Regions from separate parts of the Homo sapiens genome. Here region 1 is linked to region 2. The links are chromatin loops, found by intact Hi-C in ENCODE. Cell type or tissue: Calu3. All regions are shown on one strand. Each heading gives the region's core, and the rest is flanking DNA. Links, peaks and the distances in the headings are about the cores only.

The links. A loop is a pair of places that touch in the nucleus more often than their neighbours do. Peaks named below come from ENCODE experiments on the same cell type or tissue, not always from the same donor. Only the 100,000 strongest peaks of a DNase experiment are listed, where the experiment ranks them.
Region 1: it touches region 2 in a loop (4-fold over the local background); 12 of 110 quality-filtered maps call a loop at or near these places.

Annotation. Positions count from the first base shown.
Region 1 is chr7:77,674,923-77,683,001 of GRCh38, forward strand. All of the region lies in intron 1 of APTR (Alu-mediated CDKN1A/p21 transcriptional regulator), which reads right to left. Among named protein-coding and RNA genes, the nearest start is that of APTR, 17 kb to the right of the region's middle. RefSeq lists a silencer at 1,416-1,590. In Calu3, for the core only: no CTCF peak of the experiment used is centred there; a DNase peak (open chromatin) is centred at 4,229.
Region 2 is chr7:77,755,291-77,763,369 of GRCh38, forward strand. All of the region lies in intron 3 of RSBN1L (round spermatid basic protein 1 like), which reads left to right. Among named protein-coding and RNA genes, the nearest start is that of TMEM60, 39 kb to the right of the region's middle. In Calu3, for the core only: CTCF peaks have their summits at 4,201 (motif pointing left) and 4,419; a DNase peak (open chromatin) is centred at 4,211.

The DNA of each region.
Region 1 (8,079 bases), core at 1,104-6,103, 81 kb before region 2:
CGTTTTTTAATAAACTGCCAAACTGCCTTACAAAGTAGTCTTCCATCTTACATTCCCACTAGCAACGAATGAGTTCCTGTTGCTACACATCCTCTCCAGCATTTGGTGTTGCCAGTGTTCTGGATTTTGGTCATTCTAATAGGTGTGTAGGATGGGCACTGTGACTCATACCTGTAATCTCAATACTTTGCAAGGCCGAGGTGGAGGACTGCCAGGAGGTTGAGACTGCAGTGAGCTATGATCATACTACTGCACTTCAGCCTTGGCAACAGAAGGAGATTCTGTCTTTAAAAAACATATCATCCTCATCATAGTTTTTTTTGAGGTATGGTATTATTGTGTTTGCATTTCACTGATGACATATGATGCGAAGCATCTTTTTTTCTTTCTTAGAAAAAATCCAGATCCTGCACAAGAAGCATCTTTTCATATGCTTATTTCTCATCTGAATATCTTCTTCGGTGTGATGTCTATCAAGGTGTTTGGTCTTTTTTTTTTTTTTTTTTTTTTTTTTTTTTTTTTTTGAGATAGTGGTCTCACTGTTGCCCAGGCTGGAGTGCAGTGGTGCATTCTCAGCTCACTGCAGCCTCCGCCTCCCAGGCTCAAGTGATCCTCCCACCTCAGCCTCCAGAGTGAGTAGCTGTGACTACAGTGGCATGCCACCATGCTTGGCTAATTTTTGTATTTTTAGTAGAGACGGGGTTTCACCATGTTGGCCAGGCTAGTCTCAAACTCCTGGGCTCCAGTGATATACCAGCCTCGGACTCCCAAAGTACTGGGGTTACAGGCGTGAGCCACCAGGCACAGCCTGGTACATTTTTTAATCGGGTGTTTTCTTATTGATGAGTTTTAAGATTCTTTGTCAGCCGGGGGCGTTGGCTCACGCCTGTAATCCCAGCACTTTGGGAGGCTGAGGCGGGTGAATCACAAGGTCAGGAGATTGAGACCATCCTGGCTAACACGGTGAAACCCCGTCTCTACTAAAAATACAAAAAAATTAGTCGGGCGTGGTGTGGGTGCCTGTAGTCCCAGCTACTCGGAAGGCTGAGGCAGGAGAATGACATGAACCTGGGATGCAGAGCTTGCAGTGAGGCGAGATCGCGCCACTGCTCTCCAGCCTGGGGGACAGAGCGAGACTCCCTCTCAAAGAATTTTTTGTCTATTTTAGATAATAGTCTTGTATCGGATATGTCTTACAAATATTTTCTCCCAATCTGTGGCTTCTCTTTTTATCCACTTGACAGTGTCTTTTGCAGAGCACAAATTTTCAATTTTAAGGAAGTCCAACTTATTGGTTCTTTCTTTCATGTACCATGCCTTTGGTGTTGTACCTAAAAAGTCACCGCGAAGCCATAGGTCATCTGGATTTAATTCTGTCTTATCTTTTAGGTGTTTTCATGCTTTTGCATTGCATTTTATATTTAGACATGTGACAATTTTTTTTTTTTGAGACAGAGACTCACTCTGTTGTCCAGGCTGGAGTGCAGTGGTGCGATCTCAGCTCACTGCAACCTCCGCCTACCGGGTTCAAGCAATTCTCTGCCTCAGCCTGCAGAGCAGCTGGGATTACAGGCATCCACTTACTGTAGCTTTACAGTAGTCTTTTTTTTTTTTTTTTTGAGATGGAGTCTCACTCTGTTGCCCAGGCTAGAGTTCAATGGCGAGATCTCGGCTCACTGCAACCTCCACCACCCAGGTTCAAGCAATTTTCATGCCTCAGCCTCCTGAGGAATAGCTGGGATTACAGGCGCCCACCACCATGCCTGGCTAATTTTTGTATTTGTAGTAGAGACGGGGTTTCACCATGTTGGTCAGGCTGGTCTCGAACTCCTGACCTCAGGTAATCCACCCGCCTCAGCCTCCCAAAGTGCTGGGATTATAGGTGTGAGCCACCACGCCTGGCCAGTAAGTCTTGAAGTTGGGTAGTGCCATCCTCTAACTTTGTTATTCTCCTTCAATATTGCGTTGCTCATTCTTGGTCTTTTCCCTCCTCCATATATACTTTATTATTATTTTTTGGTGAGACAGAATCTTGCTCCATCACCCAGGCTGGAGTGCAGTGGCACGATCTCGGCTCACTTCAACCTCTCCCTCCTGGGCTCAAGGGATTCTCCTGCCTCAGCCTCCTGAGTAGCTGGGATTACAGGCGCCCACAACCATACCCAGCTGATCTTTGTATTTTTAGTAGAGACAGGGGTTTACCATGTCATGTTGGCCAGGCTGGTCTCAAACTCCTGACAGGTGATATGCCCGCCTTGGCCTCCCAAAGTGCTGGGACTATAGGTGTGAGCCACTTCGCCTGGCCCATATAAACTTTAGAATCGGTTTGTTTATATCTACAGAATGATCTCCTGACATTTTGAAAAGGACTGCATTGAATCTATAGATGAAGTTGGGAAGAACATCATGACAATATCGAGTTTTCCTAAACAAAAACATGAAATACCTCAATATTTGTTTAATTGTTCTTTGATTTCTTTCATCAGGTTTTCAAAGTTTTCCTCTTACAGATCTTGTACACATTTATTAGATTTATACCTAAGTATTTAATTTTTGGGGGCATGCTAATATAAATGGTATTATGCTTTTACTTTCAAATTCCACTTTCTTTTTTTTTTTTTAGACCGAGTCTCACTCTGTTGCCCAGGGTGAAGTGCAGTGGCATGATCTAGGCTCACTGAAACCTCTGCCTCTTGAGTTCGAGCAATTCTTGTGCCTCAGCCTCCCGAGCAGCTGGGACTACAGGTGTTAGCCACCATGCTCAGCTAATTTTTGTATTTTTAGTACAGACAGGGATTCACCATGTTGGTCATGTTGGTCAGGCTGGTCTCGAACTCCTGAACTCAGGTGATCCACCCGACTCCGCCTCTCAAAGTTCTGGGATTATAGGCATGGGCCACTACACCTGGCCTCCACTTGTTCTTTAAAGTATTTTTAAAACAATTTTTCCTTGCTTTGCTTTTGCTTTGGCAATAGATAACCAGGTCATTTCTCTGCCATTCCTCCCCCAAATCCTACTCATTTTTTTTTTTTTTAAGACAAAGTCTCACTCTGTCGCCCGGGCTGGAGTGCAGTGGCACAATCTCGGCTCACTACAACCTCCACCTCCTGGTGATTCTCCTGCCTCAGCCTCCTGAGTAGCTGGGACTACAGGTGTGTGCCACCATGCCCAGCTAATTTTTGTATTTTTAGTAGAGACAGGGTTTTGCCATGTTGACCAGGATGTTTTCAATCTCTTGACCTCGTGATCCGCCCGCCTTGGCCTCCCAAAGTGCTGGGATTACAGGGGTGAGCCACTGTGCCCGGCCTATTTTTCTGTATTTTTAGTAGAGATGGGGTTTCACCATCTTGGCCAGGCTGGTCCTGAAATCCTGACCTCGTGATCCACCCGCCTCAGCCTCCCAAAGTGCTGGGATTACAGGCGCGAACCACTGTGCCCAGCCTATAACACAGTTTTTTTCTTTTTCTTTTTTTTTTGAGATGAGAGTCTCGCTATGTTGCCTAGGCTAGACTTGAACTCCTGGGATCGTGGGGTCCTCCTGCCTCAGCCTCCTGAGTAGCTGGGGCTACAGGTGCATGCCACGGCACCCAGCTAGAATGCTGGAATTCCTTTCACTTCTCATTCCTTTTCTGTTCTTTTTAGAGTAGCTTCTTTAACTCTCTGTAGAGCCCTGTTGATTTCCTTTGTAATTGGTATGAAGATTTTATACATGTATGAATGTATTATGCATATAATTTTTTGGTGTAATTTCTCTATCCCGTGAGGCCTGGATTATGTTCAGTTAGTTTGCTGCTGTATACTTAAAACTTAGCATAATGACTGCTAGCATATAGTAGGAGCTCAGTAAACATTTGCTGAAAGAAGGAAGACTCAGAGTATATTTTTATTGAAATGATTCACTGATACCAAACTATCTGAATAGTTTGTTCTTTATATCTTTTTATATATACCCTTTAGAAAAAGGTAAAAATGTCCCTGAACTATGGCTTATGGGCTGTCAAACTAGCCACATGACATAACGTGATCTTGGAAAAATGGGCCATCTGAGAATACCACAAATACAAAAAACCTAATTCTGAAACATTCAACTGCTATTCCCAACATCCCCACATGGTGTTGGTTTTCTTTTTTCTTTTTTTTTTTTTTTTTTTGAGATGGAGTCTCTCTCTGTCGTCCAGGCTGGAGTGCAGTGGCGTGATATTGGCTCACTGCCAGCTCTGCCTCCTGGGTTCATGCCATTCTCCTGCCTCAGCCTCCTGGGTTGGGACTACAGGCGCCCGCCACCAAGCCTGGCTAATTTTTAAAAAAATATTTTTAGTAGAGATGGGGTTTCACTGTGTTAGCCAGGATGGTCTCGATCTCCTGACCTCATGATCTGCCTGCCTCGGCCTCCCAAAGGGTGTTAGTTTTTATGACAATTTAAACATATACAGGCTGGGCGCGGTGGCTCACGCCTGTAATCCCAGCGCTTTGGGAGGCCAAGGCAGGTAGATCACCTGAAGTCAGGAGTTTGGGACTAGTGTGGCCAACATGTGAAACCCTATCTCCGCTAAAAATACAAAAATTAGCCAGGTGTGGTGGCGGGTGCCTGTAATCCCAGCTACTCGGGAGACTGAGGCAGGAGAATCGCTTGAACCTAGGAGGCGGAGGTTGCAGTGAGCTGAGATCGTGTCACTGCACTCCAACCTGGGTGACAGAATGAGACTCTGTCTCAAAAACAAACAAACAAACAAACAAACAACAAAATATAGATCCTGAAACTTGCAAAAAAAATTAAAAAAATAAACATACAAAAGATATATGTAGTTCCAAATATCAGCTTACAGTAATATGACTGGAAGTCATGGGTGAGGGAATAAAACAAACATACACTAAACTGGACAAACAGGTTTTTGAGTCTATTAGAGTCCAAAGGTGGCAAAGTTATAGTTAAATGAATAGTGCACAAAAATTGCTAAAAGAACAATGATGAGAGGAAGGGGAGTCACTTACTGAGAAATATATTTTTGTGAGTAGTAGACATTATATTCTTGACCAAGAGGGTGTAGGACACAGACTGCTGTGTGGCCACAAAGGGGACTAAATTAAAGAGGATAGATGGATTCTTTTTTTTTGGGAGGGAGTCTCACTCTGCTGGAGTGCAGTGGTCCGCCTCCCGGGTTCAAGTGATTCTCCTGCCTCAGCCTCCTGAGTAGCTGGGATGGATTACAGGCGCCCACCACCACGCCCATCTAATTTTTGTATTTTTAGTAGACACGGGGTTTGACCATGTTGGCCAGGATGGTCTCGATCTCTTGACCTCGTGATCCGCCCGCCTCAGTCTCCCAAAGTGCTGGGATTACAGGCGTGAGCCATCGTGCCCGGCCAGACGATAGATGGATTCTTTTTTTTTTTTTTTTTTTTTGAGCAAATTGAGCTACTTGAGCCTCGGCCTCCCAAAGTGCTGGGATTACTGGCGTCAGCCACTGCACCCAGCCTGATGGACAGATTCTTACAAATCCAATCCCATTACTGAAAAGCAACTCCAAGCACAGGCCCTATAATAATAGGTCAGTAGCATCTTTATCATCCCCATCCATGTACATTCCTTTCATTTTGCTAACACACTATAAAATAAACATGGAATACATAGTCATAAAACATGGAACTTCAAGACTAAATTCAAGAAACAAAGATTTAAAACAAGGGTATATTTTTTTTTACGAATGGCCAGTCCTCTATGACTACCTAACATAATTGCTGCATACTGGACTTCCACATAAGATTTAATTTGAAGAAAGGCTTCTATTACTTTAAAAAATCTTAAAACTACCTGTCTAAACAATGGCAAAACTATTACAAATACATGTGGATTTAGGCCAGGTGTGGTGGCTCACACCTGTAATCCTAGCACTTTGGGAAGTTGAGGAGGGCAGATCACTTGAGCCCAGGAGTTTGAGACCAGCCTGGGCAACATGGTGAGACTCCGTCTCTACTAAAAATACAAAAAGGAGACGGGCGTGGTGGTGGGCACCTGTAATCCCAGCTGCTAAGGAGGCTGACGTGGGAGGATCACCCGAGCCCGGGAGGTTGAGGCTGCGGTGAGCCGTGATTGTGACACTGCACTTCAGCCTGCATGACAGAGTTAAGACCCTGTCTCAAACAACAACAATAACAAAACAAAAACCCACAAATACATGTGTTAAAAAAAAAGCAGCATTTCAAAATGCTTTGGTTGACTTAACCTAAATAAAGCCAAAAATCATCAAATATTCCATGGCACACAAATATCTAAAATGCAGAAAATATAATGCACAAAAATATTTTCTGTATTAATACATTAATTAACATATTGCTGAGTTCTGGATTTTGCTGACTTACAAATAGGCACCAAAGAAGTACATCTGAGTTTGAGGTGTATCCCTAGCCTTGAAAACTCGATCACAGTGTTTTGTAATCTCAGGCACATGTCTAATGTATGACTTGTATAAAAAGGACAGGTTGTCCTTAATACTTGAAGATTAAGTAGCTAGACTAGTGCATGTTTTGCCTATAGCCCTCCCCATGCTGATGAGATACTATTACACTGTTCACAGCTATGATTTCGCTTGGTAGGACCCCATCTTCAGTCAGTTTGGGCTGGTGTAATAAAGTACCATAAACTGGATAGCTTAAAGACAATTTATTTCTCACAGCTCCGGAGGCCGAATGTCCAAGATCAGAGTGCCATTGTAGGGTTCTGGTGAGGGCTCTTTTCCAGGCCGACTTCTTGTATCCTCACATGGCAGAAAGGGAGTGAGCTAGCTCTATGGACTCTTCTTATATGGCACTAATCCCATCCACGAGGGTTCCACTCTCATGACCTATTACCTCCCAAAGACCCCATCTCCAAAACCCATCACATTGGGAATTAGGTTTCAACATATGAACAGGAAGGGAAACATACATCCATAACCAGCCATATTTTTGCTTTTGACTCCACTTCTGCCTAATGGGATTAAATGATACTTTTTTTCTTAAATGTAAATATTTTTTGCCTATAACTGTTGCATATCACCATCCTGTCTTGAGTTAAAGATAAAATATTTCCCAATTTCTTCAACCTTTAACATAAACTGTACTACAAATGTAAACAAATTGTTTTCCCACCACAATGGCTTTAAAAAGTAGAATAAACACTGCAATCAAGACATCACTTTAAGTTAAATTATTATTTTTTGTTTTTTGCATCAGGGCCTTGCTCTGTTGTCCAGGCTGGAGTGCAGTGGCATGATCATGACTCACTGCAGCCTCAACCTCGTGGGCTCAAGCAATCCTCCCACCTCGGCATCCCAAGTAGCTAGGACTACAGACATATAGTACCATGCCAGCTTAATTTTTTAATTAATTTTAATTTTTAGTAGAGAAAAGGTGATATGGTTTGGCTTTGTCCCCACTCAAATCTCATCTTCAATTGTAGCTCCCAGAACTCCCACATGTGGTGGGAGGGACCCGGTGGGAACTGAATCATGGGGACGCTTTCCCCATACTGTTCTCATGGTAGTGAATAAGTCTCACGAGATCTGATGATTTTATAAGGGGTTTCCCTTCTCACTTGGCTCTCATTTCTCTTTTGTCTGCCGCCACCTAAGACATGCCTTTCACCTTCCGCCATGATTGAGGCCTCTCCAGCCACATGGAACCGTGAGTCCATTAAACCTCTTTTTCCTTATAAATTACCCAGTCTTGGGTATGTCTTTATCAGCAGCATGAGAACGAACTAATATACAAGGGCTGATCTCAAACTCCTGACCTCAAGCAATCCTCCTACCTTGGCATCCCAAAGTATTGGGATTACAGGCGTGAACTACTGCACCTGGCCTAAGGTCAATTCTTGAATACAGAGACTGAGTAAAGATAGGACGTTGATAATTTGGACTCTTAAACATAAACCAACTCTTTAAAGCCTTTACATCATCTCATCAGTGTTGCCTGAAGTTTTTGACCAAGTAGCTCAATTTGCTAGGGCTGCTGTAACAAAGTATCACAAACTGGATAGTTTAAACAACAGACATTTGCCTCACAGTTCCTGAGGCTACAAGTCCAAGATCAAGGTGTCA
Region 2 (8,079 bases), core at 2,010-7,009:
CTGCTCCTCAACTTACGCTAGGGCTGCATCCTAATAAACCTGTAAGTCAAAAATATTTTTAAGTTGAAAATGCATTTAAAACTCTGATAAGCAGCTGGGCGTGGTGGCTCACCCCTGTAATCTCAGCACTGTGGGAGGCCGAGGCAGTCGGATCACCTGAGGTCAGGAGTTAAGAGACCAGCCTGGCTAACATGGTGAAACTCCGTCTCTACTAAAAATACAAAAATTAGCTGGGCATGGTGGTGGGCACCTGTAATCCCAGCTTCTCGGGAGGCTGAGGCAGGAAGAATCACTTGAGCCCTGGAGGCGGAGGTTGCAGTGAACCGAGATCGCGCCATTGCACTCTAGCTTGGGTGACAGAGTGAGACTTGTCTCAAAAACAAAACAAAAACAAAAAACAAACAACCTCTGATAAGCCCACTGAAAAAAAAAATTGTAAGTAAGCTGAACCATCTTAAGTCCTGATGCCGCTTGACCTAACTATGAAGTTTCAACCTGATAAACCCGTAATAAAGTCAAAAAATTATGAGTTGAACCTTCTGAGTTGGGGACCATCTTGACTAAGTTCACTAGGTTCAGTTCAGTAGAACCTGCTCTTGTTATGAGATGATAATGCTTTCTACAGAGCAGAGGAAAGCAGAACTGTAGAGAAAAGTTCTGTACCTGACATCTTTGTAATTCAGTAACTATCCTTCAATTCCCTTTTCTGCCTTTTATATTCTGAAAAATCTTTGATCTAGTTAAAACTAGTCCAAAAGCAGTATTCAAAAGATCTAGAAAAATGTGGGAAGACAGAGTAGAGTGAAGATGATAGAGAAAAATGGTGCAAATCTGACTTTTATTTTTTTATTTTTTTTTTGAGACAGAGTCTAGCTCTGTCATCCAGGCTGGAGTGTAGTGGCATGATCTCAGTTCACTGAAACCTCTGTCTCCCGGGTTCAAGCGGTTCTCCTGCCTCAACTTCCTGAGTAGCTGGGACTGCAGACGCGTACCACCACACCTGGCTAATTTTTTGTGTTTTCAGTAGAGATGGGGTTTCACCATGTTGCCCAGGCTGGTCTTGAACTCCTGACTTCAGGTGATCTACCTGCCTCGGCCTCCCAAAGTCTTGGGTTTACAGGCATGAGCCACCCCGGCCTGACCTTTATTTTTTAGAATATAATATAGTTTGGAAAATACATTTAGCAGCATTAAAGACATTTATAGCTGGGTGTGGTGGCTCATGCCTGTAATCCCAGCACTTTGGGAGGCTGAGCTGGGCGGATCACAAGGTCAGGAGTTCCAGACCAGCCTGGCCAATATGGTGAAACTCCGTTTCTAATAAAAAAAATACAAAAATTAGCTGGGCATGGTGGTGGGCGCCTGTAGTCCCAGCTACTCGGGAGGCTGAGGCAGGAGAATCGCTTGAATCCAGGAGGCGGAGGGTGCAGTGAGCCGAGATTGCGCCACTGTACTTCCAGCCTGGACGACAGAGTGAGACTCCGTCTCAAAAGAAAAGGAAGAAATTCATGGTAATGCCATCCTCTAGGTAATTAAGTAGCACCATTTTTAATCGATAAAAGAGTATATATAGTAATGCTATATGTGTTTTGTATTTTCTTATATAATGATAGAAGCTGCGCACTGCAGCCATTCAGTGATGTGAATGGCAGTCCCTAGGTTGTGCAACCTGATGGTACTGACCACCAATAGCTGTGGAACCCAAACCAAGTTCATGATGAATTTGTATCCTCATGAGCCTAGTTTTCTGTTTTTGTTATTGTTCTTAAATTACAATCAGGGCAACCAAAATAATTTGCTTTAAATTCTGTAGAAACTAAAAGATGACAAATTATGTAGCTGTTTCTATGATTTTTGTAGTGATAGTGTTTATCTCTGTAATAGTATCTTGTAGCTTTCACAAATACTCATTTTTACATCTGTTCAACTTTATTAAACACATATACACAACACTGACAAAGGATTAAAACATCCCTGTTCTTTTGTCTTCGGTTTTGGAATTCTTTTTACTTGTATAATTCTGTTTTCCATCTTCATCTGTATCCTTGCAGGTTGCCTGAAAGGTTTGAAGACCATGTGGTATTATATATATTTTAACAGGTCATGTCATTTCTCTAATGCTGTGGCCCTGAGGTTAGTGATATATTAGGAAACTGTATCATGAAAGTCCGTTTGAGGATAGAAACATATGCATGGACTTTTCCCAAAGTTTGTAACCTGTCCATATCTGTTAGCTTTTGCTGTATTAAATGTATAAACAAAAGCCTCAAAACTTAGTGACTTGAAAAAAGGTTTCATTTATCACAGTTCTTTGGGCTTGCTGGACAGTTCTTGTGGTCTCTGCTAACTTAGCTGGGGCTATATGGCTTCATTCTTATGTCTGATGATTGGCAGACCAGTTGGGTCTTGGGACACCTCACTTATATGGTTGGTGGTTGATGTATGTTAGCTGGGTTGATGGCCACATTTTTCTCATCATCCCACAGGTTAGCCTGGGCTCATTTGCATGGTGGTGGTTACAGGGTTCCATTGAGTAGAAAGAGGGTAAGCCCCAGTGTACAAGCTTCTGCTTGTGTTGTGTTTGCTAATGTCCCATTGACAAAGGGAAGTCACATGGTGAAACCCAGATTCGTGTGGAAAAATAGACTCCACTTCTTTTAGGTTATTTATTCATTTTACTTTAATTTTTTTTCTTGTGACAGAGTCTCACTGTACTCCAGCCTGGACGACAGAGTGAGACTCCATCTCAAAAAAAAAGAAAGAAATTCATGATAATGCTATCCTCTAGGTAATTAAGTAGCACTGTTTTTAATCGATAAAAGAGTATATATAGTAATGTTATATGTGTTTTGTATTTTCTTATATGATGGTAGAAGTTGTGAATTATATATATTTTAACAGGTCATTGTCCAGGATGGAGTGCAGTGGTGCGATCTCGGCTCACTGCAACTTCCCAGGTTCAAGTGATTCTTGTGCCTCAGTCACCCAAATAGCTGGGATTAGGCATGTGCCACCTTGGCCTCCCAAAGTGCTCGGCCTATTTAAAAAATCCTTTAAATTTTTAATATTTGTGGGTACATAGTAGATGTATATATTTATGGGGTACATAAGATGTCTTGATACAAGCATGCAATATGAAATAAGTGCATCATGGAGAATGAGGTGTCCATCTCCACAAGCATTTATCCTTTGAGTTACAAACAATCCAGTTAACAACACTCTTTTAGTTAAAATGTGCAATTATTACTGACTATAGTCACCCTGTTGTGCAGTGAAATCGTAGGCTTTATTCATTCTTTCTTTTTTTGTGTGTGCGCATTAATAGACTCCACTTCTTGATGACAGGAGTGGCAAAATCACATTGCACAGGAGTGAGCATACAGGCCTGGGAAGAATTTGGGGCCATTTGCAGTTGACCACGTTCGTTTTAGGTTTTCTAGCATCTGTATTTCATTCAAATATTCACTCAGACATTTATTGTGCTCCTGTGTTCTACCGTAGGGATAGAAAAAGGCAAATAAAATAGGAATTTTCTCTGTCAAGAAATAAATTAGATTTCTGTCTTGTCACTATGTTTAATCAGTGTACATACTCTGGAACCCTGTACTAAGAACTGTGAGAATGTGAAAACTGGAGTAGTTGTTTTCTAACCACCCTTCCTCCACTTCCAAACTCTAAATCTTATTTTTATTGTATTGTGGTTCTAAGTTATTTCTCAGGTAACTTATGTCAAAGTGTTAACTGATGATTAAAAGTCTATTATTTTAATAATGAAACTTATTAAATCTGATCTGACTGTTAGACCTGCTTCACTGTAGAGTTGGGGCAGAACACTAGCATTTGTTGAATTTGTGCTGGGGCCATTCACTGTGTTAGGCTACTAAAAGCAATTTGATGTTTCATCTTTGAAACATTGCTTGCCTTTGTACTAAATTTTCATTTTGACCAATTGTGCCTGCCCCATGCTCCCCAAATACTTAAGAACTGATCTATACAAAATATCGTGTCAGGGACCAGATGCTCTAATAATAATCAAAAAGCTTTCCCCCTTTATTTTACTAATTTTAAAATGGATAATACTTTCGTTCTTATTTTAGTTGCCGTTATATGGGTATTTTTGAAATAAAATGTTGGTTAAATATTGCCTATTTTGATTAGAAACCATCTGCCAGAAGTGATGGATAATGGCTCCCCCTTGTGGCACAGTCATTTATGACATGTTTAGATTGCCTCAGAATGTCCTGAGCAGGCCTTGTTTTTAAAAATAAGGGACTCTCCTCCCCACCCGCTAAAAAAAACCTCAGCAGAATTGAATCAACAGCTTCTGCTCCCACCCCCCTCAATTCTTTGGCTCTAATAATGATCCTGTTTTTGTATTTTCTTCACATTGGTGCTGATACAAGCTAAAAATATCTGTATCTCCATATTTATGGTGGATCACTATGAAGGTATTCTGAGGAACTTTTAATATCTTGGAATGTTGATAGGTATACTAAAACAAGTACAAAAAAAACAGGTTTTGAAGTCCAAAATAGTGTAATGCTGGACCAAATAAGTAATATTTGTTTGCAGTGAGACTCCTCAGAAACTTTAATAGCCAGTGTGCGTGGTGAGCCTCCTAAACAAGAAGGGTTTTCCAAACTTAGTGGACTGTAGAGCTCTCTCTTCAGGGAACATGTTTTGGGAAACAGCAGGTTGTTTCAAGTGAGTCGTTCTTTGGGGTTTTTTAAAAAATTACTTGTTATTACTATATTTGCCTTTTCCCCCTTGCAGCAGTTTTCGTAATTACATAAGAGAAAACAGCAATAAGTAAAAAATCTTATAGATTTGTTTTTGGCAACATATTTCCTGTTAAGAATAGGCTACTTTTTTCCCTTTGTAGCAAGCCCACCTCAGAATCCTAAAGTGTTTTTTTTAAAGATTACATTATATAAGTCGAATATTAGTTTAAACAATTATTTCATTTTATGTTAACCAAAGCTTCTCAGATTTTGGTATTGACACTTACTGGCAATGGGTACAATAGGTCTCCTACTTCTGCTTTCTTTTTTCCCTTCATAATATTTATAGAGAATATACAAGGGGAAAAGTGAAAATGTGGCCATGATGGTCATGGGGTTTTGTGGGGAGGGGGAGGAGATTTAGATTAAATATGTTATATTTCTTCTGAAGGCCACTATTTAAATATAAGCTTTTCCACAAATACATAATTATCATGCCTGTCTTTTATTGTGTTCTGACACATCTATATACCTAAATCAAGAGGAACTATATGTATAATCTTTGTAATTCAGTGCATTTCTTTTTTTAGAAAGCAAGTATATTCTATTATTATTTTTTATTTAGTTAACTTATTTTTTGAGACTGAGTTTCACTTTTATCACCCAGGCTGGAGTGCAGTGGTGCGATCTCGCTGGCTGCAACCTCCGCCTCCTGGGTTCAAGCATTCTCGTGCCTCACTCAGCCTCCTGAGTAGCTGGGATTACAGGCACCTGCCACCATGCCTGGCTAATTTTTGTATTTTTAGTAGAGACGGGGTTTTGTCATGTTGGCCAGGCTGGTATCAAACTCTTGATCTCAAATGATCCTCCCGCCTTGGCCTCCCAAAATGCTGGGATTACAGGCGTGACGCCTGGCGTATATTTTAAAGCAGTGACATGTTTTGACTTTTTTTCAGGTTAATTTTTTAACTACACCAGAAAACTGGTTTGATTAATGTTTACTGGAGTGAATAAAAGCAAATATAGTAAGCTCACATTGAGCGTCATCAGGATGTGAGGTTTTCCAGATAGGCTATTTTTTTAGTTAATGGAAACGTAGTTTTAAGTATTAAGATTTTATAAAAATATCTTCATTGCTGAACATATGCAACATAATGTCACTTTATTTTCAGTATTGGTTTGTCATTATGATACAATACTGATGCCTTAGGGCAGCTGCAGCTGTGCTTACCCTTTTTCCTTCCTTCCCCTTCTAAATATGTGGTTTCTTGTCCTTTATGATTTTAGAGAGTAGTTACGATTGTGCCTAATATAGGAACTGATAGGTAAGAAGAAGAACTTTTATGAGCCATGGTCTTTGTGACATTTACTGTGATTATTTAGAGATTCTTTTAATCCTTATCTGTTACCTCTTCCACCTCACCGCCCTTGAGTTCTTCGCAGTCTGGCATAGTCTGGATAGGTGATTTTTAGAGAAATGAGGCTTGATTTTTTTGTAATAGGTGAATTCTGCATATTTGGTATATAGTTTTGCAACAAAAGAGGTGTCACCAAAATCAAGAAGTATTTACATTTTTGTGAAAAGCGTGTGGATTTTATTCTTACATTTTATTTTAACAACTTAAGTACCATCATGTATTTTATCAAGCAGTATATACTTTTTAAATTGGAAACATTGTTGTGTGTAACTTGCCATGTTTATAACATTTAAGTTAATGGTTACAACTGATGGATTTGAAATATTGTGTTATTAAACTAGAAATTTGTATGAAATGATATATAGTTAAAGGTTATATTACAATATATTTTAAAATTTAATACTTTTACAGATTAAGATTTTGATGACTTCAATTTAATTTTTTAAATTTGGTCTAAGTTTAAATATGTTTATTCAGGTGGGTGATCATCATTTTATCTTTACTGTTGGAGAATAAAGGTTTTGGAAGATCATTGCCGTTTTGTTTTAAACATGTGAGAGCTAAGCAGTTTTTATAAAGGCCAATTTCCTAATAGGATTTATTTTTGGTTTTATTAGTGGGCAAATGGCATCTACCTGTACATTCTGGTTACAAGGGAGAGACTTATACTTTTGTTATAATAAGTTATGTGTGAAAGTGAATTTTACATATCTATATGTTTTATATGTATTTTGGCATGAGGTGGGAAGAACTAACTAAAAATTCAATTAAGATATTTAGCAATATAATCGGAGTAGAGTCTGTATTACTTTACTTTAAAAATTCAGGGTCTCTAAAAAATCCTTTGAAATAGTTATGAATTTTAATAGGACCATACTTAAAAATAATCAGCAAAAGATAAAGCCTCTTCTTAGGTAGTGCCCAAACTAGACAGAGAATGGGGGAAAAATCGGTTTTTGATTTATTCAGTCTATTATGTTAAACATTTTAATGTTTAGGTCTATACTAATTTAGACGTGTTTTGTTTTATTTTGAAATAAAAAGCATTATTTGTAAACTTGGAAATTAATGTAAATGTATAATTTGAAAGAAATGAGATGGCTAGGTCAGTAATACTTCTTCAGTCAATGAAATAATTATTCTAACCTGAAATAGCAACATCTGGTCAAAGCAAAATTAGTAAATAAAGTTCTTGAGTCATGACACAACATATGATGTGTCTGTAATATTACCACCCAAGTTTTACCCAATTTTTTCCTGTTACTCAATGATACATGTTTTTACTCACATTTAAATACATAAATTTTACTCTACAAGGACTGTGTTAACAATTGGTTCCGGTTTTCTGATTATTATATTATCTCCTACTCTCTATAATTTAATAATGTTATAGTTTTTTGGTTTTATTTCATGTATAATATGACTTTTTAAAACTACTAGATAAATTGAAAGTTTAGTTGTGCTTCGTATTTTAGAAGAATTCACTTAATGAAAATTCTTTCCTAACAGTCATCCCCTCCGCACAAGATAAACTGCCCAAATTATTTAGGTGATCATTGTTGGTACTGTGATGTCATAGAATGAACCAACTCAGTGGCAAGGACTTGATTATGGCTTTGTTAGAACTAAATGTTGTAGGTATCTAATTTAAACAAGATAAGGAAATTTATGCACAGAAAATGTACTTATTTGTATGAGGTGGAAATATATATAATTTGACTTTTTTTTTTTTTTTTTTTTGGTCTCGCTGTGTTGCTCAGGCAGATCTTGAACTCCTGGGCTCAAGTGATCCTCTTGCCTCTGCCTTCTGGGTAGCTGGGATTACAGTTTCGTGTCACCACCCCTAACTCTAATTTGACTTTTTAGATATATTTCAAAGCACTTGGAAAATTTGTGTTTTACAATATCAGTTGTTTGATTTCACTTTCTAAATGGTTATC